Regions from separate parts of the Homo sapiens genome. Here regions 1, 3 and 4 are each linked to region 2. A link is a contact called in ENCODE Hi-C or POLR2A ChIA-PET data. All regions are on one chromosome and are shown on one strand. The core of a region is the stretch at or near the end of the contact, and the rest is flanking DNA. Distances in the headings are between cores, read along the strand shown.

Evidence for each region. A loop is a pair of places that touch in the nucleus more often than their neighbours do. ChIA-PET counts read pairs that join two places held with the same protein, here RNA polymerase II (POLR2A). Pooled maps may share reads with other maps.
Region 1: a pooled map shows a loop between it and region 2 (3-fold over the local background). The contact joins the enhancer-like site here to the promoter of SSU72 in region 2. A Hi-C loop is called at or near these places in 1 of 50 pooled maps. POLR2A ChIA-PET finds 5 or more read pairs at or near these places in 3 of 52 experiments (H1, WTC11 and activated CD4-positive, alpha-beta T cell).
Region 3: a loop to region 2 is called in a pooled map, with 8 times the contacts of the local background. The contact joins the promoter of B3GALT6 here to the promoter of SSU72 in region 2. A Hi-C loop is called at or near these places in 4 of 50 pooled maps. POLR2A ChIA-PET finds 5 or more read pairs at or near these places in 2 of 52 experiments (H1 and WTC11).
Region 4: a pooled map shows a loop between it and region 2 (2.9-fold over the local background). The contact joins the enhancer-like site here to the promoter of SSU72 in region 2. A Hi-C loop is called at or near these places in 1 of 50 pooled maps. POLR2A ChIA-PET finds 5 or more read pairs at or near these places in 4 of 52 experiments (H1, PC-3, activated CD4-positive, alpha-beta T cell and 1 more).

Annotation. Positions count from the first base shown.
Region 1 is chr1:1,248,764-1,253,923 of GRCh38, forward strand. It overlaps UBE2J2 (ubiquitin conjugating enzyme E2 J2), which reads right to left. Exons shown (of 7, transcript NM_058167.3): 7 at 5,149-5,160. Among named protein-coding and RNA genes, the nearest start is that of C1QTNF12, 4.6 kb to the left of the region's middle. RefSeq lists an enhancer at 2,391-2,670. Within about 2 kb of position 2,313, at least 5 of the 41 ENCODE cell types and tissues checked have a DNase peak (open chromatin) inside an H3K27ac peak, as active enhancers do.
Region 2 is chr1:1,572,457-1,577,810 of GRCh38, forward strand. SSU72 (SSU72 homolog, RNA polymerase II CTD phosphatase) reads right to left here and starts at 2,407. Exons shown (of 5, transcript NM_014188.3): 1 at 2,022-2,407. The coding sequence starts at 2,101. SSU72-AS1 (SSU72 antisense RNA 1) reads left to right here and starts at 2,491. Exons shown (of 1, transcript NR_197593.1): 1 at 2,491-4,615. RefSeq lists silencers at 1,891-1,970, 2,211-2,370, 4,030-4,199 and enhancers at 2,491-2,600, 2,611-2,680, 4,598-5,140.
Region 3 is chr1:1,229,562-1,234,861 of GRCh38, forward strand. B3GALT6 (beta-1,3-galactosyltransferase 6) reads left to right here and starts at 2,676. Exons shown (of 1, transcript NM_080605.4): 1 at 2,676-5,300. The coding sequence starts at 2,718. The coding sequence ends at 3,707. SDF4 (stromal cell derived factor 4) reads right to left here and starts at 2,440. Exons shown (of 7, transcript NM_016176.6): 1 at 2,331-2,440. RefSeq lists a silencer at 1,918-2,777 and enhancers at 2,394-3,075, 3,076-3,757, 4,542-5,043.
Region 4 is chr1:1,863,294-1,868,900 of GRCh38, forward strand. The region is part of intron 1 of GNB1 (G protein subunit beta 1); the gene reads right to left. Among named protein-coding and RNA genes, the nearest start is that of GNB1, 25 kb to the right of the region's middle. RefSeq lists enhancers at 1-24, 85-134, 155-214 and a silencer at 3,275-3,452. Within about 2 kb of position 1,263, at least 3 of the 41 ENCODE cell types and tissues checked have a DNase peak (open chromatin) inside an H3K27ac peak, as active enhancers do.

The DNA of each region.
Region 1 (5,160 bases), core at 1,063-3,562, 320 kb before region 2:
GAGGCTAGACCGAGGGAGGCTGGGCCTCCCACTCTGCCCTACAGGCAGGAAAACGGGCAGCCCTGGGAGGCTGGACCGAGGGAGGCTGGACTTCCCACTCTACCCTACAGGCAGGAAAACGGGCAGCCCTGGGAGGCTGGAGCGAGGGAGGCTGGGCCTCCCACTCCGCCCTACAGGCCGGGACACGGGCAGCCCTGGGAGGCTGGAGCGAGGGAGGCTGGGCCTCCCACTCCGCCCTACAGGCCGGGACACGGGCAGCCCTGGGAGGCTGGAGCGAGGGAGGCTGGGCCTCCCACTCCGCCCTACAGGCCGGGACACGGGCAGCCCTGGGAGGCTGGACCGAGGGAGGCTGGGCCTCCCACTCCGCCCTACAGGCCGGGACACGGGCAGCCCTGGGAGGCTGGACCGAGGGAGGCTGGGCCTCCCACTCCGCCCTACAGGCCGGGACACGGGCAGCCCTGGGAGGCTGGACCGAGGGAGGCTGGGCCTCCCACTCCGCCCTACAGGCCGGGACACGGGCAGCCCTGGGAGGCTGGACCGAGGGAGGCTGGGCCTCCCACTCCGCCCTACAGGCCGGGACACGGGCAGCCCTGGGAGGCTGGACCGAGGGAGGCTGGGCCTCCCACTCCGCCCTACAGGCCGGGACACGGGCAGCCCTGGGAGGCTGGACCGAGGGAGGCTGGGCCTCCCACTCCGCCCTACAGGCCGGGACACGGGCAGCCCTGGGAGGCTGGACCGAGGGAGGCTGGGCCTCCCACTCCGCCCTACAGGCCGGGACACGGGCAGCCCTGGGAGGCTGGACCGAGGGAGGCTGGGCCTCCCACTCCGCCCTACAGGCCGGGACACGGGCAGCCCTGGGAGGCTAGACCGAGGGAGGCTGGGCCTCCCCCTCTGCCCTACAGGCAGGAAAACGGGCAGCCCTGGTGTAGAGGGCAGCCCTACAGGGTTTGTGGGTTTTTCTCCCCGTGTGCGGAGATGAGAGATCGTAGAAATAAAGATACAACACAAAGAAATAAAAAAGACAGCTGGGCCCGGGGGACCACTACCACCAAGATGTGGAGACCGGTAGTGGCCCCGAATGCCAGGCTGCGCTGTTATTTATTGGATACAAGACAAAGGGGCAGGATAAGGAGCGTGAGCCATCTCCAGTGATAGGTAAAGTCACGTGGGTCACGTGTCCACTGGACGGGGGCCCTTCCCTGTTTGGCAGCCAAGGCAGGGGCCAGGGAGAGAGAGAGACAGCTTACGCCATTATTTCTGCTTATCAGAGACTTTTAGTACTTTCACTAATTTTGCTACTGTTATCTAAAAGGCAAAGCCAGGTGTACAGGATGGAACGTGAAGGCGGACTAGGAGTGTGACCGCTGAAGCACAGCATCATAGGGAGACGGTTAGGCCTTCGGATAACTGTGGGTGGGCCTGACCCTCCACAAGAGGTGGAGGAGTAGAGTCTTCTCTAAACTCCCCCGGGGAAAGGGAGACTCCCCTTCCCAGTCTGCTAAGTAGCGGGTGTTTTCCCTTGACACTGACGCTACCGCTAGACCACGGTCTGCTTAGGTCACGGGTGCCTTCCCAGGCGCTGGCGTTACTGCTAGACCAAGGAGCCCTCTGGTGGCCCTGTCCGGGCGTAACGGAAGGCTCGCACTCTTGTCTTCTGGTCACTTCTCACCATGTCCCCTCAGCTCCTATCTCGGTATGGCCTGGTTTTTCCTAGATTATGATTATAGAGCGAGGATTATTATAATATTGGAATAAAGAATAATTACTACAAACTAATGATTAGTGACACATATGGTCTATACCAAGTATAACTCTTATTTTATATATTTTGTTACACTGGGACAGCTTGTGCCCTCGGTCTCTTCCCTCGGCACCTGGGTGACTTGCTGCCCTCACCCTGGGAGGCTGGGCCTAACTGGGAAGGATGTGGCTTCGTGTTCCCAACCCCAGGCACCTTTAAAATGAGCTGAGCCTGGCACCCAGGCAGGAACACTCAGCCCCCATGCTCCCTCTAGAAGACGACCAAGAGGACCCCACCCTCTGGGTCACCCACCAAGGATCCAGGGTACCCTGGGCCACAGCCACGAGCTGCTCACAAGGGGAGGCTCAGGTGCAGCTGCTGGCTCTGCTCACCCCCTGCACCCCCCAACGCAGACACCCTGACACCCCCCGGCCCTGGAAAAATGGCAAAGGACCACGGTGCCCTGCCCAGCCGCCTGCTGCAGGGAGAGCAGCTCCCTCAGACCCGGAGTGCTCTGCTGTGCCGGCTGGTTCATCAGCACTCAGGCAGGCCTGGGCATGCGCTCACAGAGAAGCTCGAGGTTGCCAGAACACAGGAAACGCCTCTTCTTTCCTGTGACCACGAGGCCACGTGCTCACCTGTCTGCAGAATATCAACTTTTAAGGGGCTTTTCTCTCCTCATTAAAAGACTTCACAGTGTGCTCTGCATGGCGAGGGGACACACCGTGCTCCCAGGGGGAAGTCAAGGACGGCCTCCACCGGTGACAACACAAGAACAGAGGGGCCCACGATTCCTCTAAGGGAGACGGGGACAGAGGGTCAGACGTGCCCGGCCCAACAGGCCAAACATCATTTTTTTTTTTTTTTTAGACAGAGTCTCACTCTGTCAGCCAGGCTGGAGAGCAGTGGCACGATCTTGGCTCACTGCAACCTCCACCTCCTGGACTCGAGTGATTCTCCTGCCTCAGCCTCCTGAGTAGCTGGGATTACAAGCACATGCCACCATGCCCGGCTAATTTTGTATTTTCAGTAGAGACAGGGTTTCACCATGTTGGCCAGGCTGGTCTCGAACTCCTGACCTCAGGTAATCTGCCCACCTCAGCCTCCCAAAGCGCTGGGATTACAGGAGTGAGCCACCACGCCCGGCCCAAACATCATTTTTTATTTTGGGCCAGTGCGGACAACATGCCACGGGCACCACCTTCACTGCTTGACCGATGATCGCTAAAAGTTGAGATTTCAGTTGGGCGTGGTGGCTCACGCCTGTAATCCCAGCACTTTGGGAGGCTGAGGCAAGCAGATCACGAGGTCAGGAGTTTCAGACCAGCCTGGCCAATATGGTGAAACCCCGTCTCTACTTAAAATTAGCTGGGTGTGGTGGCAGGCACCTGTAATCCCAGCTACTTGGGAGGCTGAGGCAGGAGAATCACTTGAACCCAGGAGGCAGAGGTCACAGTGAGCAGAGATCACGCCACTGTACTCCAGCCTGGGCGACAGAGCAAGACTCCGTCTCAAAAAAAAAAAAAAAGTTGAGATTTTAGTCGGGCGCGGTGGCTCACGCCTGTGATCCTAACACTTTGGGAGGCCGAGGCAGGTGGATCCCTTGAGCTCAGGAGTTCAAGACCAGCCTGCGCAACATGACGAAACTCCATCTCTACAAAAAATACAAAAATTAGCCAGGCATGGTGGCGCACACTTGCGGTCCCAGATATGTAGGGGGCTGAGTTTGGAGGATCCCTTGAGCCCAGGAGGTCACCGTTACATGTGGGCGGCAAGCCACCCAGGTGCCGAGGCAAGAGACCGAGGGCATGAGCTGTTCCAGTGTAATAAAGAAAATATACACAATAAGAATAGTTACACTAGAAATAGATTATAGATGTGATGATATATGAATATTCTTAATCATTAGTTTCTAGCATTACTCTTCATTCCAATATTATAATAATCTCTGTTCTACAACTATAACCTAGGAAAAACCAGGCCATACAGAGATAGGAGCTGAGGGGACATAGTGAGAAGTGACCAGGAGACAAGAGTGTGAGCCCTCTGTCACGCCCGGACAGGGCCACCAGAGGGGTCCCTGGTCTAGCGGTAGCGCTAGCGCCTGGCAAGGCACCAGTTACTTAGCAGACGGGGAAAGGGAGTCTCCTTTTCCCCGGGGGAGTTAGAGAAGACTCTGCTCCACCATCTCTTGTGCAAGGCGACATCAGTCAGGCCCACCCGCAGCCATCCAGAGGCCCGTCTCCCCGTGATGCTGTGCTTCAGCGGTCACACTCCTGGTCTGCTTTCGTGGTCCGCCCTGTACACCGGGCTCCGCCTTCTAGATAGCAGTAGCACAATGAGTGAAAGTACTAAAAGTCTTTGAAATACATAGAAGAAAGAATGGTGTAAGCTGTCCTCTCTCTCTCTCCGCCTCGGCTGCCAAACAGGGAAGGGCCCCCTGTCCAGTGGACACGAGACACACGTGACCTTACCTATCATTAGAGATGGCTCACGCTCCTTACCCTGCCCCCTTGCCTTGTATCCAATAAATAACAGCGCAGCCAGGCATTCGGGGCCACTACCGGCCTCCACATCTAGGTGGTAGTGGTCCCCCGGGCCCAGCTGTCTTTTCTTCTATCCCTGTCTTGTGTCTTTATTTCTATGATCTCACATCTCTCCGTACACAAGAAGAACCCACAGGCCCAGTAGGGCTGGACCCTGCAGTTACAGGGAGCCATGATAGCACCATTGCACTCCACACTGGGCAACAACAGAGCAAGACTTTGTCTCCAAAAAACAAAAAAACAAAGTTGAGATTTCACATCTAGACGACATTTGAGACAGGGTCTGGCTTCGCTGCCCAGGCTGGATTGCGGTGGCTCCATCATGGCTCACTGTAGCCTCCACCTGCCGGGCTCAGGCAATCCTCCCACCTCAGCCTCCTGAGTAGCTGGGACCAAAGGTGCACATCACCACACCAGGTAGTGTTTTGTATTTTTTGTGAGATGGGGTCTCACTACATTGCCCAGGCTGGGTTCAAGAGATCCACCCCTCAGCCTCCCAAAGTGCTGGGATTATAGGCGGCAGCCACTGCACCCGGCAGTAGCGTGTTGAGTAAACACTCTATTCGTTAGCATTCCCCCTCCCATGAGCCTCGGGAGACACCGGGCTTTGGAAGTGATGCTGGCGGTCACAGAAGCGGAGATCAGGGCAGGGCTGGCATCCAGTACGGGATGGGGAGAGAGCCCTGCAGAGGGCTCTACACCATGGCTCCAGCGACGCGATTCCCTGTGGGGACCCACCTGCCCTGCAGCTGCCACACCACCCCAGGCCAGCAGGTGTGACCCCCTGGTCACGGGCCACCCCAGCCCTGAGCACAGAGATGGACACACATCCCGGCCCACACAGACACAAGCAGCATGAAATTCAGAAATAAA
Region 2 (5,354 bases), core at 1,157-3,656:
TTATTTATGTATTTATTTGAGATGGAGTCTTGCTCTGTCGCCCAGGCTGGAGTGCAGTGGCATGATCTCGGCTCAATGCAAGCTCCGCCTCCTGGGTTCATGCCATTCTCCTGCCTCAGCCTCCCGAGTAACTGGGACTGCAGGCGCCCGCCACCACGCCCGGCTAATTTTTTTGTATTTTCAGTAGAGACGGGGTTTCATCGTGTTAGCCAGGATAGTCTCAATCTCCTGACTTTGTGATCCGCCCATCTCGGCCTCCCAAGGTGCTAGGATTACAGGTGTGAGCCACTGCGCCCGGCCTACTCCATCTTTGTTATGCAGGTACAGCAGAAAATCTTGAACAAAGGATCACCAAGGAGAACCAGCAGAACCAGAAGGTCTCCAGCCCATTTGTTATTCCAATTAACAATAATTTTGTCTTGGGGGGGGGGGGGTGAGCCTTGCATTGTTTTGCTTAAATGTATCAAATTTTTACAGGTAACTGCAGTTTATAAATGAAGATCCAGCACAATGTAATTCTAGCACATTTCTAGTTTTAAAAACAACCTTTGGCCGGATGCGGTGGCTGACGCCTGTAATCCCAGCACTTTGGGAGGCCGAGGCGGGCAGATCACCTGAGGTCAGGAGTTTGAGATTAGCCTGGCCAGCATGGTGAAGCTCCGTCTCTACTAAAAATACAAAAAAAGCCGGGCGCAGTGGCTCACGCCTGTAATCCCAGCACTTTGGGAGGCCGAGCGGGCAGATCACGAGGTCATAAGATCAAGACCATCCTGGCTAAGATGATGAAACTCCGTCTCTACTAAAAATACAAAAAAAAAAAAAAATTAGCCGTGCCTGGTGGCCGGTGCCTGTAGTCCCAGCTACTCGGGAGGCTGAGGCAGGAGAATAGCTCGATCTCGGGAGGCACAAGTTGCAGTGAGCCGAGATCGCGCTACTGCACTCCAGTTTGGGCGACAGAGCAAGACTCTGTCTCAAAAAAAAAAAAAAAAAAAAAAAAAAAGAAAGAAAAGAATAAAGAGAAAGAATCAGCAGATCATGAACACTTGACACTGATTTTTGGGGGGTGTTTTTTGGTCTCCAACTCCTGACTTCAGGTGATCCGCGTGCGTCGGCCTCCCAAAGTGCGGGGACTACACGCGTGAGCCACCGTGCCTGGCCCACGTGACACTGTTAAAAACGGAAAAAAAAGGGGGACTGTTAATTTTCCCAAGTTGCTCAGGAAAGTTATAGCTGGACTGCGAGAAGAGAAGCGAAACACTGTTTTCATTTAAAGTTCACGTAGGTAACTTTGGAGGTAAAAAAGCCATTTCAACTTTCTTACTATCAAAGTTGACACATACCAAATTTTAACTGTAAGTCAAGTGGTCAGTTTCTCAGTTTGCTATGTGACTGAACAAAAAACTTGTTATCAAGCAGGAATAAACTTTCATTAGACATACGCTACGCAAGAGTCACAGGCGGCCAGTTAGCAGGGAATATAAACTAGCAGAGCCAAACCAAGTCCACGTTGTATTCCAGAAACTACCGGTTGGAGGCGTTCCAGGGAGGAAGAGAGGATCTTTCGCAAAAAAAAAAAAAGAAGAAGAAGTAGCAAACACACAAATCCATGGCATTAAAAAAAGAGACCGCTTTGTTATTTACAACATCGTGGTATGCCGTGATTGTGTTGCGCGCCGTTTCCAGGGAAGGTGGCCAACGACGCACACGAAATACCATGATCGGCCGCCGCCGCGCAGCCCCTCGCCGCGGACGCTACCCTCGCCCCCCGGGCCCGGCCTCGGAGAGCTCGAAGGACCACCGGACAGCGGGCGCCTCGTCCCGGAACCTGCCTTCCCTGTGATGCCCACCCGCGTGTGGACTACGCGCGCTGCCGTCCAGCTGCCATCCCAACCAGCCGACCCACGAGCGCGGCCCGGCCCGGCTTCCTCTCAGGGGTCCTGGCGCGGGCCAGGGGGAACCGGGGAGGAGGGAGGGCCGGTCGCCGGAGCAGAGCGCGCGGGGACAGGGTGGAGCCCAACTACCTGAGGATGTTGTGCGCCTCCATGCTCCGGTTCTGGTTGCTCGAGCACACCACCGCCACCCGCAGCGGGGACGACGGCATGGCGGCGGCCGCAAATCCCGCGGCTCTCCCGCTTGGGTTCCCACCCTACCGCGGCGCTTCCGCGCGAACAAAATGGCGGCCGCGGTGGCCGGAAGCGGGCGACGCGAAACGACGGCGCCGGCGGTGTAGCGTGCGGCGACTGCGCGGCGGCCTCCCCGCCCACCCTGGGCGCCGGGCCGCGGACGGAGCGCAGGCACTGGCCTTCGGGCGCGCTGCACTCGGCGAGGCCGGGGGCGGCCAACGCCGCGCCGGCCCCCGGCGTCCGCAGCAGAGACCCGCACTCCACAAGGCCCGGCTGAGCGTCACGGCGCCAAGCGGCGGCGTCCTGACATCAGCACCCCGCGCCGGCGCCTAGTGTGACGCGACGACGTGCGGAACAACAGGACGTCATAAGGTGTCGCCGCCGCCTTTGGGAGCGATGCGAAACGCCGCGCTTGCCGGAGATAGCATTGAGGGCCCTTCCGCGGCCCGGCGTTTCGTCTCTTGGGACGATTTTGTGCGTTCCCTCGGTCCCCGTGGGGCCCATAGTCCTCACTTCTGCCACCCCAGAGTCGTCGCGCTTCACTAGACCCGCTCCCTCCACTGTCCCGGAGGCCCACAGACATTCCCGCATTCTGAGGCTCGCTCCCGTCCCGTGCCGCTGTTACCGGCCTCCGGCCCCGGCTCATACAAGCAGGAGCACATCGCTCTTTTATGAAAGCCCTTCAACATTTAACGTTTAAATGCGAGGGCCGACCTGTGACAGACCTGGTTGGGAGTGCACGTCGACTAGGATCTTCCTCGCCTCGGGCTTCCTTGGAGAGGCCGCCGGCTGGTCTGAGATTTGGGTCCAGTTACAGTAAATCCAGTCAACGCGAGTGTGTCATTCCCCAGCTATGCCTGTCTGCCTGGATGCAGCCTCGCGGTGGACAGTGGGCTGATGTTTTGCCGTGGGAGCGCCACGGACGGGAGAGGGAGTGATAATGATTGTCAACCTAATAACAGGCTAACTGAAAATGATATTTATTTGGGAATAGGGCGTTGGCGAATATGCGTGCCATAGTAAACGATTTGCGCATTCAGGAAAGTAATGGTTTTTAAAGAAAAAATGAAGAGGAAGATAATGGTTTGGAAATAATTAACCTTGGCTACAAAGAACAGTAACAAGTGTACTCCCGGCCGGGCGCGGTGGCTCACGCCTGTAATCCCAGCACTTTGGGAGGCCGAGGCGGGCGGATCACGAGGTCGGGAGATCCAGACCGTCCTGCCTAACCCGGTGAAACCCCGTCTCTACTAAAAATACAAAAAATTAGCCGGGCGTGGTGGCGGGCGCCTGTAGTCCCAGCTACTCGGGAGGCTGAGGCAGGAGAATGGCGTGAACCCGGGAGGCGGAGCTTGTAGTGAGCCGAGATCGCGCCACTGCCCTCCAGCCTGGGCGACAGAGCCAGACTCCGTCTAAAAAAAAAAAAAAACAAGTGTACTCCCGTTCCAGGGTTGGACAGGCAGTTGCTGGGCAGCTGTCCTTGCTGAAGTATTTTTTGTGTAAGATTGCCTTAGTGCAAGGTTGTGGTTTTTGCAGAATCTTGTGATAGTTTTTCTTATTATTGATTCATGAGAATTCTCCATGGCCTTTCCCAGCTGTCTTTGTCAAGGTATTTTTTAAACATAAGTGAGTCCACTTTTATTTGACAACTTGGGTATTTTCCCCTTTTGATTGAGATCTTTCTCCAAATGCATCACTAATGAGTCATCCTGTAATTAGGTTTTGATAGTCCCCGTGCTGGGATGAACTTGTCCCAGATAGCTGGTCTGGTCCCACACTGGAGAGAGTGGCTGCTGGGAGTCATTGTCAAAACCCTTTTTTACCATATTTGAGCATCAAAGGAGGTTTGAAGGGTGTGGCTCTCAGGCTAAGTCTAACCTGGAGTCCATTATTAACTTCAACTTTTGTCACTTCTGTAGTCTTTCTATCATCTCAAAGTGCTGTGTCAGCATTATTCTGTTAGAAATTGTACTTGTAGCCGGGCGCGGTGGCTCACGTCCGTAATCCCAGCACTTTGGGAGGCCGAGGCGGGTGGAACACGAGGTCAAGAGATCGAGACCATCCTGGCCGACATGGTGAAACCCTGTCTCCACTACAAATACAAAAGTTAGCCGGATGTAGTGGTGCGCACTTGTAGTCCCAGCTACTCAGGAGGCTGAGGCAGGAGAATCACCTAAACCCAGGAGGCGGAGGTTGCTATGAGCTGAGATTGTGCCTATGCAGTTCACCCTGGCAACAGAGTGAGATTCCATCTCAAAAAAATAAAAAAAAAGAAATTGTCCTTTTGCAAAATATGGCAATGAATAAGTTTAAAAGGGGAAAATACAAGGTAAAATCAATAATAATATGACTATCCCAGTTTGCATATTGGTTTTGACCCATGAACCTAGGCTTAAAGGAAAGCAATTAAAAAGAAAAAAATTAGAAAACAAAAATAGAAAAATAGAGATTAAAGGAAGCCAATTGAATAAATAAAATGGCCATAGAAATTACACGAGACTTGTAACCATGTGCCTGTTTTCTTTCTGTGTGTAAATGGATCTCAGTGTTCCAGAGGAATTTACCCACATACAGCATATAGTATTGACATACTTATTTAATACCTTATTTAACCAATAGGTACTAAAGATCTCTTAGGTCAGGTTTTTGTGAAGTTACCAGCAGAAGCTATTGATTGTGAAATGTCAGTTATACCATTGATGGCAGTGGCAGCCTCTCTTGAGTGGCTGCTGGGAAGATGCTGGCTACAGCAGGGGAGGCTCAGCTGGGACTCTGTGCTCCACTGAGCATGTGGGAGCCCTGCCCCCTTCCAAGTTGGCAGGACAGGAGCCCCACCCTCCTGGGAGCAGCTGCATCTGCCCAGCCACGGCTGTGGACCCAGGTATCCCTGCAATCCCAGGGCTGGGAAGCCACCCCACCTGCCCCCGAAAGCTCAGAAGTGCCTCCAGCTGCTACCTGGCCTCTCCTGACTCCCGACAAAGCTGAAGCCAAGCCCAGGCGCTGTTGCAACCCAGCCAGGTGTGCACACACTGAGGGCAGTGCTAGCATGCCAGCCCCTTGCTGCCTCGGCCCGCTCTGGACTTTGAGTGCTCACAAGCATGGGAGCAAGGCCAAGGAGGGGCTGAGGGCGGCTCAGCCCAGTCCTGTAGGCGACCCTTGACCTGAACAGCCTGGGTCCTGTAGATGACATGATTGATGGCAGTAGGAGGCACACAGGCTCCTGGGTGGAAA
Region 3 (5,300 bases), core at 1,426-3,925, 340 kb before region 2:
TCTCTCTCGAGCTGTCAGCACCTCCAGGGGCTAACCTGTCCCCATCGCCCAACACCTGCAGCACAGCTTTCCTGTGGGGCCCGGCTCTGTCCCTCCTGGCATCATGCCACTGACCCATGGGGTTAGGGTCACTCTCCAGACCCTGACTTGAACATTCTTGAGATCTATGACCTTAGCTAAGTCATGTGGCCTCCCCGGCCTCAGCTTCTCACTAAGAAACAGGAGGCTCCCCCTCTCCCCCCGACTGACCAGGCTTTGCGAAGACAGCCAACCCTAAGTGCAGAGGGCGTCAGGGCCTGGTCCCAGCAAACAAACACACAACCCCCACACACAGATGTGCACACACACATCCACACTCACGCATGCACGTATTACACACATGTGCCCTTGCCCACACTCGCGAGCGAACGCCAAGGCCGAGGAGCCCAGAAGTCTGTCCTGCCGTCCGAGGCGTGGCCAGTCCTGGTGGGAAGCAGGGGCTCACAGGGCCTCATGCCTCATGTATCCCAAAGGGAACTCGGGGTCCTTCTCACCCACGAGCCTACTCCTTTCACAGTCTGCCCCTCCGGCAAACACCTGCGGGTCCTTTCGGGTGCCGCTGAGGCCCCGCCATGTCACAGCTGTTCCCTCAACACACATGGACTGAGACTCCTGTTCTGTGGCCGTCTTATTCAGCTTCACTGTTCTGGCACCTGCCACTCTGCCTGCACACAGTAGGCGCTCAACGAATGCTACCCTGGGTAATATTAAACGAAAAAATGCTGCCTCCAGGTATCGAGAAACACCAGTGGGGCCGCCATGAAAGTGGTCCTGAAGTCAGTGCAGTCTGCCACAAACCAAGAGGGGTACAAGCCTGAGTTCCCCCAAGGAAGGAAACCCTGGGTGAGGGGCTCATGTCTGATTTTTTTTTTTTTTCTGAGACAGAGTCTCACTCTGTCGCCCAGGCTGGAGTGCAGTGGTGCAGTCTCGGCTCACTGCAACCTCCACCTCCCAGGTTCAAGTGATTCTCCTGCCTCGGCCTCCCAGTTAGCTGGGATTACAGGCACCCACCTCCACTCTCCACTAATCTGTATTTTTAGTAGAGATGGGGTTTTGCCATGTTGGCCAGGCTGGTCTCTAACTCCTGACCTGAAGTGATCCTCCTGCCTCGGCCTCCCAAAGTGCTGGGACTATAGGCGTGAGCCATGCACCCGGCCTGATTTTCTGAACATGGCTGAGGGCTTTTCCCTTCCCTAGTGGTGGCATAATTCTATTCCTGTCGTCCCAGATCGCCTGACCAGGGGAGAGTCCTGGATAAGAACCAAGACACCTCCTCCTGGTGCTGACTCCACTAACTACAGTCGTAAAACACACGCTGTGTGCAAAGAGACTGTACTTTGTTCCTAGAGAAAATAAAGCTAGTTCTTGATTCTACATATCTTGATGAGTTACACGGTTTACTTGAGGCAGGAGGATCGTGAGACCAGCCTGGGCAACACAGTGAGACTGCGTCTCTTTAAAAAACAAAAACAAAAAGATAAGACCCTGTCTCGAAAAAGGGGGAATAAAAAGTAACCCAAAAGTAACTATAAATATCAGGAGTCCATCAAGTGGCGCTTCCTCTCCTGGCTTCAGAGTATCTATTCATCACGGTGTGCCAGGTTCGCAGCACAGCGGAGCGGGCCGGTCCCACCGGAATGGGGTTTCGACTTCGCCATCCCCTAGCAGCTCAGTTCCCAGCAAGGAATCAACACACCCTTGCAAAACGGACGTGGGAAACAGCTTAGGCAGAGACGCTATTTCTTTGCCATCCCTGGGCTTCAGCTCTGGTGGAACGAGGCTATTTCTGGCAGTTAACAACACACACGGTTAGATTCTAAAAGCTCAACAGGGTTCATAACACCGCCTCTGAGCCAGACATCAAGGGCTCCACACAGCCGACTTCACATCTCCAAATCCTACTAACTGGGGATGAGGGTCCACGCGGTTCAGAAGCGGAAGCGCAGGCGCAGGGAAGCGGGGCAGCTTGTCCAAGGTCGCCTCGCCGATAAACGCGAGTCCAACCAGACCCCTTGGGCCTCCGTTTCCCGGTGGCATTCGTAGGTTTTGGCCAGTAGGAGACCAGACGTGCCGGCGGCCGGGGAGGCCAGCGTCGTCGGCCTGTCCCTGCCCCCGGGAACCCCGGGAGCCCCGGTGGCGGCGGAGTCTCGCCAGGGCTCAAGGCCGAGCGGACGGACGATGCCCCAGCCCAAGGCGGGAGGCGGCGGCGGCCTCCAGACCCGCCCTCGCCGTCCGGCCGGCGTACACTTGGCCCCGCGGCCTGCAGCGGCCGTCCCGGGCCCCTCACTCACCGGTCTGCCTCCCCGCGCTCGGGATCCGAGGACCGGAGCGAAGCGTCAGTGACGCCGCCAACGGGCCCGGATCAGGCCACTGCCATCTTTCTTGCGGGCGGGGGCGGTGCGAACGGGCGCGACCTCACGGAGGGGACGCCGGCGCCACCATCTCTCCTCCGGGCGGAAGCGGTCGCGGGGCCGCTCCGAGGTTGACCAATGACAAGGGTGCCCGAGGCCACGTGACGGCCGCCGATTGGCCGCCGGCCTCCGAGCGCCCCGGGGCTCGGCGTCTGCGGAAGGCCCCGGCGCGCTCCCAGGAGCGCCGTGCGCACGCGCACCGCCCCGAGCCGGCGGCGCCTGCGCACTCGCGAGTCCGGCCTGGGCCGCCGGCCCGGCGCGGGCGCCATGAAGCTGCTGCGGCGGGCGTGGCGGCGGCGGGCGGCGCTAGGCCTGGGCACGCTGGCGCTGTGCGGGGCGGCGCTGCTCTACCTGGCGCGCTGCGCGGCCGAGCCCGGGGACCCCAGGGCGATGTCGGGCCGCAGCCCGCCTCCCCCCGCGCCCGCGCGCGCCGCCGCCTTCCTGGCAGTGCTGGTGGCCAGCGCGCCCCGCGCCGCCGAGCGCCGCAGCGTGATCCGCAGCACGTGGCTTGCGCGGCGCGGGGCCCCGGGCGACGTGTGGGCGCGCTTTGCCGTGGGCACGGCCGGCCTGGGCGCCGAGGAGCGGCGCGCCCTGGAGCGGGAGCAGGCGCGGCACGGGGACCTGCTGCTGCTGCCCGCGCTGCGCGACGCCTACGAAAACCTCACGGCCAAGGTGCTGGCCATGCTGGCCTGGCTGGACGAGCACGTGGCCTTCGAGTTCGTGCTCAAGGCGGACGACGACTCCTTCGCGCGGCTGGACGCGCTGCTGGCCGAGCTGCGCGCCCGCGAGCCCGCGCGCCGCCGCCGCCTCTACTGGGGCTTCTTCTCGGGCCGCGGCCGCGTCAAGCCGGGGGGGCGCTGGCGCGAGGCCGCCTGGCAACTCTGCGACTACTACCTGCCCTACGCGCTGGGCGGCGGCTACGTGCTCTCGGCCGACCTGGTGCACTACCTGCGCCTCAGCCGCGACTACCTGCGCGCCTGGCACAGCGAGGACGTGTCTCTGGGCGCCTGGCTGGCGCCGGTGGACGTCCAGCGGGAGCACGACCCGCGCTTCGACACCGAATACCGGTCCCGCGGCTGCAGCAACCAGTACCTGGTGACGCACAAGCAGAGCCTGGAGGACATGCTGGAGAAGCACGCGACGCTGGCGCGCGAGGGCCGCCTGTGCAAGCGCGAGGTGCAGCTGCGCCTGTCCTACGTGTACGACTGGTCCGCGCCGCCCTCGCAGTGCTGCCAGAGAAGGGAGGGCATCCCCTGAGCCGCCGCGGCCCGGCCCTCCGGGACACCTGCTTCACCCGGCGGCGCCTTGGGGCAGGTGCCGAGCGGGCGCACTACGCCCGGGCCCCAAGGCCCCCGTCCCGCAGCCACGCTTGTGGTCGCTGCGTCCCGGTCTGCGTTTGGGAGACCCCTGGGGGTTGCCGGGGCAGCGCGCCGTGTCCAGGTGGAGGTGCCCGTTCCTGGACCTCAGCGAGCCTGAGCCGGGCCCGGCCGCACGCTGACCCCCGTGCTGTCCCCGACCGGCTCACGGGGCTGGGCTCCGATCTTCCGTGTCTCTTATCAGTGGCGTTTCTCACGTCTGCGTCTCAGATCTAACGTGGTTTCACATCAATCCGCTTTCATGGGATTTTGGTCTCTGTCCAGTGACTTCGTGGTAAATGTAACTCAGTGTTTGCTTGCGACTTATTTATAAATATTGTAAGTTTGTGTCGATGAGTGTAAGTTGGCAGTGCGCACGTCTCGGTTTTTTTACATGATTTAAGGAAAGACTTTTATGTCAGAACTTGGTGCCTGTACCGTCAACCCCGCTGCTGCCCGTGTTTAAACGCAGGAGAACTTTAAAACTGGCCATCTATCTTTTCAGTGTACAAGTCACTGAACCCATTGTTTCTTTCTGAAGAGACTTTCCTTTCAAGGCTTCCCATGGGTCCGCGCCACACAGGGCCGGTGCTGCTTTATTTCAGACTCTGCCCCAGGTTCCAGGAATCCGAACCCCGGAGTGCTGACGCGGTTCCCCAACTTCCGCCTTAAGAAAACAGGACCAGCCGGCACCAGGCCCGTCTCTCACGTACTTTAACACATCCTTGAAAGCCCCTCGTTTAATGAGAAAAGCGAACACTGCGGTCCTTGCCAAAGTAAAATGAAGCTGCCCCAGGACAAGGGGTTACCATGAGCTCCCTGGAGTCCGACGCGGGTTTTCTCTCTGGGGGACCTGGGTGGTCCCCGCTGTGGTCTTTGTTGTCCCACTTTGGGACCGGGTCCAGTCTGGGGTCTAGTCTCGAGCATCAGGGTCAGGCTCGGGGCAGGGCTGGGTTAGGCTCCGGGTCAGTCTTGCCATGGGTTTGGGAGCAGGTTTGGGTTACTTGCGTTTGAAGGCAGCAGTGGTCTCAGGAGGAAGAAACGGGGGCGGGAGAGAGTGGTGATCTGTGGTCAGTGGGTCAGTGACCTGCACGGTGATTCTCCCACCTCCAAAAGGTAGGGGTGGGACTGGAGGCGTCCCTAGGTCAGGCCGTTGAGTTCGAGCTCCGATGGGCCACCTTGAATCCAGGACTGACCGCCCGTGTGTGCACAGTTTGTTCTTGGACGAGGACTCGTGAGGATCGAGGGCTGGGGACCCCGGTGTGAGCAGGATGGGGCCCTGCCCTCCCGTGGGAGTTGTGGACTCGAGCCCAGGGGCTGCCCGTCACAGCGGTGTCCCAGGTCCCTGCCATCCGATTTTACCTGGGATGTCTTCTCTGGAGTTTGGAATTGCTTGAGGAACCCTGCGTGTGCTTGGAGAGGCCAGAGGGCTTGCTGAGAACCCCATGGACAGTGGAGAGCGGGATTCGAACCAAGGGCTGGACTCCCACACCTC
Region 4 (5,607 bases), core at 13-2,512, 290 kb after region 2:
ATGTGACAACACCCAATCATGTAAGTTATGCAATTTATAGCCAACCTGAGTAATATGTGAGATAATTTGACTGATTTTAGAGCCTCATCTCCCACAGAAACCTGACCAATTCAGAAAAGCACTGCCGTCCCTTGCCCACTGTGGCTGCTGCCACTGGAGGGGTTTGGGAGTGGGGCAAACACACCCCAGACATTGCAAAGCGTCAACAAAGCCCTTTACTGAAACGTCTACTTAGGAGACCTAACTGCCTTTCTATGGCTAAACCTAGTGTTCAGGCTCCACCACCTTCTACATGCTGCTACTCTGTTAACTATAAAAGAACACAAAAAACAAAAACCCACAGGACTCACTCTTCATCCACAAATAGCTCATTTTGAGATCTTCTCCTTCCAAGGTTCTTTTAGTGAGCAAACACCCAAATTTCAGATATCACACACAGTAAGATTTCAAAGGAGATTTAAGTTGGAAAAATTCAGAAAACCTACCTATGCTTAAGCACTGAATCCCCACTCTCAGTGTAGTATATGGCAGCACATAATTGATAACATTTTTTTAAAGAATAGGACAGAACAATGTTTCTGTGGGAGGTGGTGTTGCACAGTGACTGAAAACAAGAGGGTCTGGGCCAGGCACACTGGCTCACGCCTGTAATCCTAAAATTTTGGAAGGCCAAGGCGGGTGGATCCAGTTTGGGCAACATAGTTGGACCCTGTCTCTACAAAACAAAAAAACAAAATTTAAAAAATTTGCCAGGAGTGGTGGCTCACACCTGTAATCCCAGCACTTTGGGAGGCTGAGGCAGGTGGATCACGAGGTCAGGAGTTCAAGATCAGCCTGGCCAAGATGATGAAACCCTGTCTCTACTAAATATACAAAAAAATTAGCCAGGCGTGGTGGCAGGCACCTGTAATCCCAGCTATTCAGGAGGCTGAGGCAGAGAGTTGCTTGGGAGGCGGAGGTTGCAGTGTGCCAAGATCGTGCCACTGCACTCCAGCCTGGGTGACAAGAGCAAGACTCTCTCAAAAAAAAAAAAAAAAAAAAAAGAAGAAAACCCCACGAAAAAACTATTCTTAGCTTCTGGGCCACAGAAAGAGATGGCTGTAGCGTGGCAACTTCTGGCTCATAGCATAGGGCCTAGTACACAGTAGGTAGTTAAAACGGCCGCAATGATACTGGTTTCTCCCACTATCATCACAAGTTATTCCCTCCGGCCGACCCATCCTGCCGATTACCACCTGGCCTGTAGGTTAACTTCATGTAGCCAATTCTGTGCCATGAGGAGCATGTTCCACCTAACAGAAACCTGACATTCCTGCACCCCAGGAAGTACATTTTTGGGTCTTTAAATCAAACTATATAATCTTGCCTAAGAACTCTGAAAAACCCAGTATACGAAAGACTTTTTCCACTAGTTTGTACTCTGAGTAAAATTCTTCGTTCTGCAATTTATAACTAAGAGGTTATATTTTAGTTGCTCATCTCCCAACACCTTTTACTCACTGCATCTTAGAGTGCTCACTTACAGCTGCTGATGCACATCTCCTCTTTCACAAAACGTAAAGGTTTCATCAGCTACAATTAGCTTAACCAATTACATTTTACTTGGCCTTTGGTTTTGCCTGATTGCCTTGTACAGAGTTATGAAGAGTATTGCTATCTAACATCTGTTATAAAAACTACCAGGCCAGGCCAGGCGTGGTGGCTCATGCCTGTAATCCCAGCACTTTGGGAGGCTGAGGCGGGCAGATCACAAGGTCAGGAGATCGAGACCATCCTGGCTAACATGGTGAAACCTCATCTCTACTAAAAATACAAAAAATTAGCCAGGCGTGGTGGCGGGCACCTGAAGTCCCAGCAACTCGGGAGGCTGAGGCAGGAGAATGGCATGAACCCGGGAGGCAGAGGTGGCAGTGAGCAGAGATCACGCCACAGAACTCCAGCCTGGGTGACAGAGTGAGACTCCATCTCAAAAAACAAAAAAAAAACAAAAAAAAACCAAAAAAAAAAAACAGGCAACACATTGTGGCTCATGCCTGTAATCCCAGCACTCTGAGAGGCCGAGGAGGGCGGATCACAAGGTCAGGAGATCGAGACCATCCTGGCTAACACGGTGAAACCCCATCTCTACTAAAAATACAAAACATTGGCCAGGTGTGGTGGCGGGCACCTGTAGTCCCAGCTACTCAGGAGGCTGAGGCAGGAGAATCGCTTGAACCCGGGAAGCAGAGGTCGCAGTGAGCCAAGATTGTGCCACCGCACTCCAACCTGGGCAACAGAGTGAGACTCCATCTCAAAAAGAACTACCGGATTACAGTTATGTTATGTTCACAATACCAGCATCCAAAAATATCCAGTGACAGGATACAGCAAGAAACATGACTACAAGGTCTATGAAACAGGAGACTACAGTACCTAAAAAGGCAGATTTAAACAAATTCCTGTAATGTGCTCATTTCAGTCATGCTAACTTGAGAAAGCTTTTAAAACTTTTAAATGTAAATAATCCACTTTCACATTTCTTCCAAAATGAAAAATAACTCCTTTTTTCTGTCACTGACTTTGGCGAATTTTCCAAAAAATAAAGAGAAAACAGTTTTGTTTTTTGGTTGTTGTTTTTTGAGACCACGCCTGGCCTTGAAAACAGTATTTATTTATTTTTTTTTTTTTTGAGTTTCACTCTTGTTGCCCAGGCTGGAGTACAATGGCGCAACGTTGGCTCACTGCAACTTCCGCCTCCGAGGTTCAACTGATTCTCCTGCCTCAGCCTCCCAAGTAGCTGGGATTACAGGCATGCACCACCACGGCCAGCTAATTTTTTCTATTTAGTAGACAGACAGGGTTTCACCATCTTGGTCAGGCTGGTCTCAAACTCCTGACCTCAGGTGATCCACCCGCCTTGGTCTCTCAAAGTGCTGAGATTACAGGCGTGCGCCACTGCGCCCAGCCAGAAAACAGTATCTTAAAACAGTATGTTCCTTTCCTCCATTCACCCCATGAGATACCACGTTTCACAGGGATGTCTTCCAGACTTTGATACATATGTGCATAATTTTTCACAAGTCAATCAAATGATACCATATTCCCCAAACTATACATATTCAAAATGCCCAACCATTTACTGTATTGTGGTCATCTCTTCATGCCAATAAAGGAAGGCCACCTTAAATCTTTTTAACAACTGCACAGTATGCCATTCCAAGTCTGCCTTAATTTAACCAATCTATTGATGGACATTTAGATTCATCCAGGGGTGTCCAATCTTTTGGCTTCCCTGGGCCACATTGGAGAATTCTGTCTTGGGCCACACATAAAATACACTAACTAGTAATAGCTGATGAGCTTAAAAAAAAAAAAAATCGCTAAAAAAAAATCTCAATGTGGCCGGGCGCGGTGGCTCACGCCTGTAATCCCAGCACTTTGGGAGGCCGAAATGGGCAGATCACGAGGTCAGGAGATCGAGACCATCTTGGCTAACACGGTGAAACCCCGTTTCTACTAAAAATACAAAAAATTAGCTGGGTGTGTTGGCAGGCGCCTGTAGTCCCAGGTACTCAGGAGGCTGAGGCAGGAGAATGGCGTCAACCCGGGAGGCGGAGCTTGCAGTGAGCTGAGATCGCGCCACTGCACTCCAACCTGGGGCACACAGGGAGACTCCATCTCAAAACAAACAAACAAAAAAACCTCAATTCTAGGCCGGGTGCAGTGGCTCACGCCTATAATCCCAGCACTTTGGGAGGCTGAGGTGGGCAGGTCGCCTGAGGTCAGGAGTTCGAGACCAGCCTGGCCAACATGGCGAAACCCCATCTCTATTAAAAATACAAAAATTAGCCAAGCATGGTGGTAGGCGCCTATAATCCCAGCTACTCGGGAGGCTGAGGCAGAAGAATTGCTTGAACCTGGGAGGCAGAGGTTGCAGTGAGCCGAGATCAGGCCACTTCACCCCAGCCTGGCAAGAGCGAAACTCCACCAAAAAACAACATTTTAAGAAAGTTTACAAATTTGTGTTGGGCTGCAATGCGGCCCACAGGCCTCAGGTTGGACAAGCATGACTAGGCATTCATACAGCAAATATTTATTGAGACCTACTATGTACCAGGCACTGTCAGAGGATATACCAGGAAATAAAACATGAAGTTCTCTACCCTCATGGAGCTTATATTTTAGTGGCTACTGACAATTTTTTGCTTTTATACCAAAAATTCTAGCTAGGAGTTTTTGAGCATTGTCTGTCTTAAATATTTGGCTTTTATAACTAATTTTATAATAAGCATTCTCTTATTTCTTCCTTTGGATAAATTTCTAAAAATAGACTTGCTGGAACAATTATTTTAGAAATGCTTTTATACTAAAAATAATAACCCTTTATCATATATATTCCTAACATTTTTCTAATTTTCCTGCCTTTGAACTATAGTTCAGAGGCCCCCAAACAGGCATCTTTTGCTGTAGATATGTTCCGAATGCTTAAGCAGATATCTTTTCATAGCTTATAGCCTTATTGTCAAACTAAGAAACTCTTTACCTACAGCTGGATTGCCAGTTGATCCAATACCTTTTACATGACAAACCATCCATTCCCAACTGATTGTAAATGCTACATTAATCATAAATTCCCATTAATTTATAGATCAGTATCTAGACTGCTTTGTTCCACTTACCTATAATACTTATAAAAAATCTACTAGGAAACGTTCCCCCTTTTCTTTCTTTAGAACTCCCCTCAAATATTTACTTCTCCAAATCAAGTGACATCTTGAAAATATTCAAGCACATGCATATAGGAATACTGCATTCAAGTTCTGTATTTATGTCTATCTATTCAAGTTCTCTTTCACCTCTTCAATAATGCATCTAAAGGTTCCTTCATATAGTGTGTGTTTTGTTTTTTTGTTTTTTTTTGAGACGGAGTTTCGCTCTTTTTGCCCAGGCTGGAGTGCAATGGTGCGATCTCAGCTCGCTGCAACCTCTGCCTCCCGGGTTCGAGCAATTCTCCTGCCTCAGCCTCCCGCGTAGCTGGGATTACAGGCATGAGCCACCACATCCAACTAATTTTTGTATTTTTTAGTAGAGATGGGGTTTTACCATGTTGGCCAGGCTGGTCTCAAACTCCTGGCAATTGACCTGCCTCAGCCTCCCAAAGCGCTGGGATTACAAGCATGAGACACCGTGCCTGGCCATGTTTTCCCGTTTTTAAAAGTGAAAAAGTTAGCCGGGCACAGTTGCTCACGCCTGTAATTCCAGCACTTTGGGAGGCCGAGGCAGGTGAATCACGAGGTCAGGAGTTCAAGACCAGCCTAGCCAAGATGGTGAAACCCCGTCTCTACTAAAAATACAAAAAAATTAGCCAGGCATGGTGGCGGGCACCTGTAATCCCAGTTACTCAGGAGGCTGAGGCAGAATTGCTTGAACCCAGGAGGCGGAGGTTGCAGTGAGCCGAGATTGTGCAACTGCACTCCAGCCTGGGTGACAGAGTGAGACTCCATCTCAAAAAAGAAAAAAAGTGAAAAAGTTTTAGGCCTAACAATCATGAAACAAATGCCATTAGTGTATTTGCCTAAGAACTCAAAAAATCTTCTGAAGTTAATTTCTATAAAGAATAAGTTATTT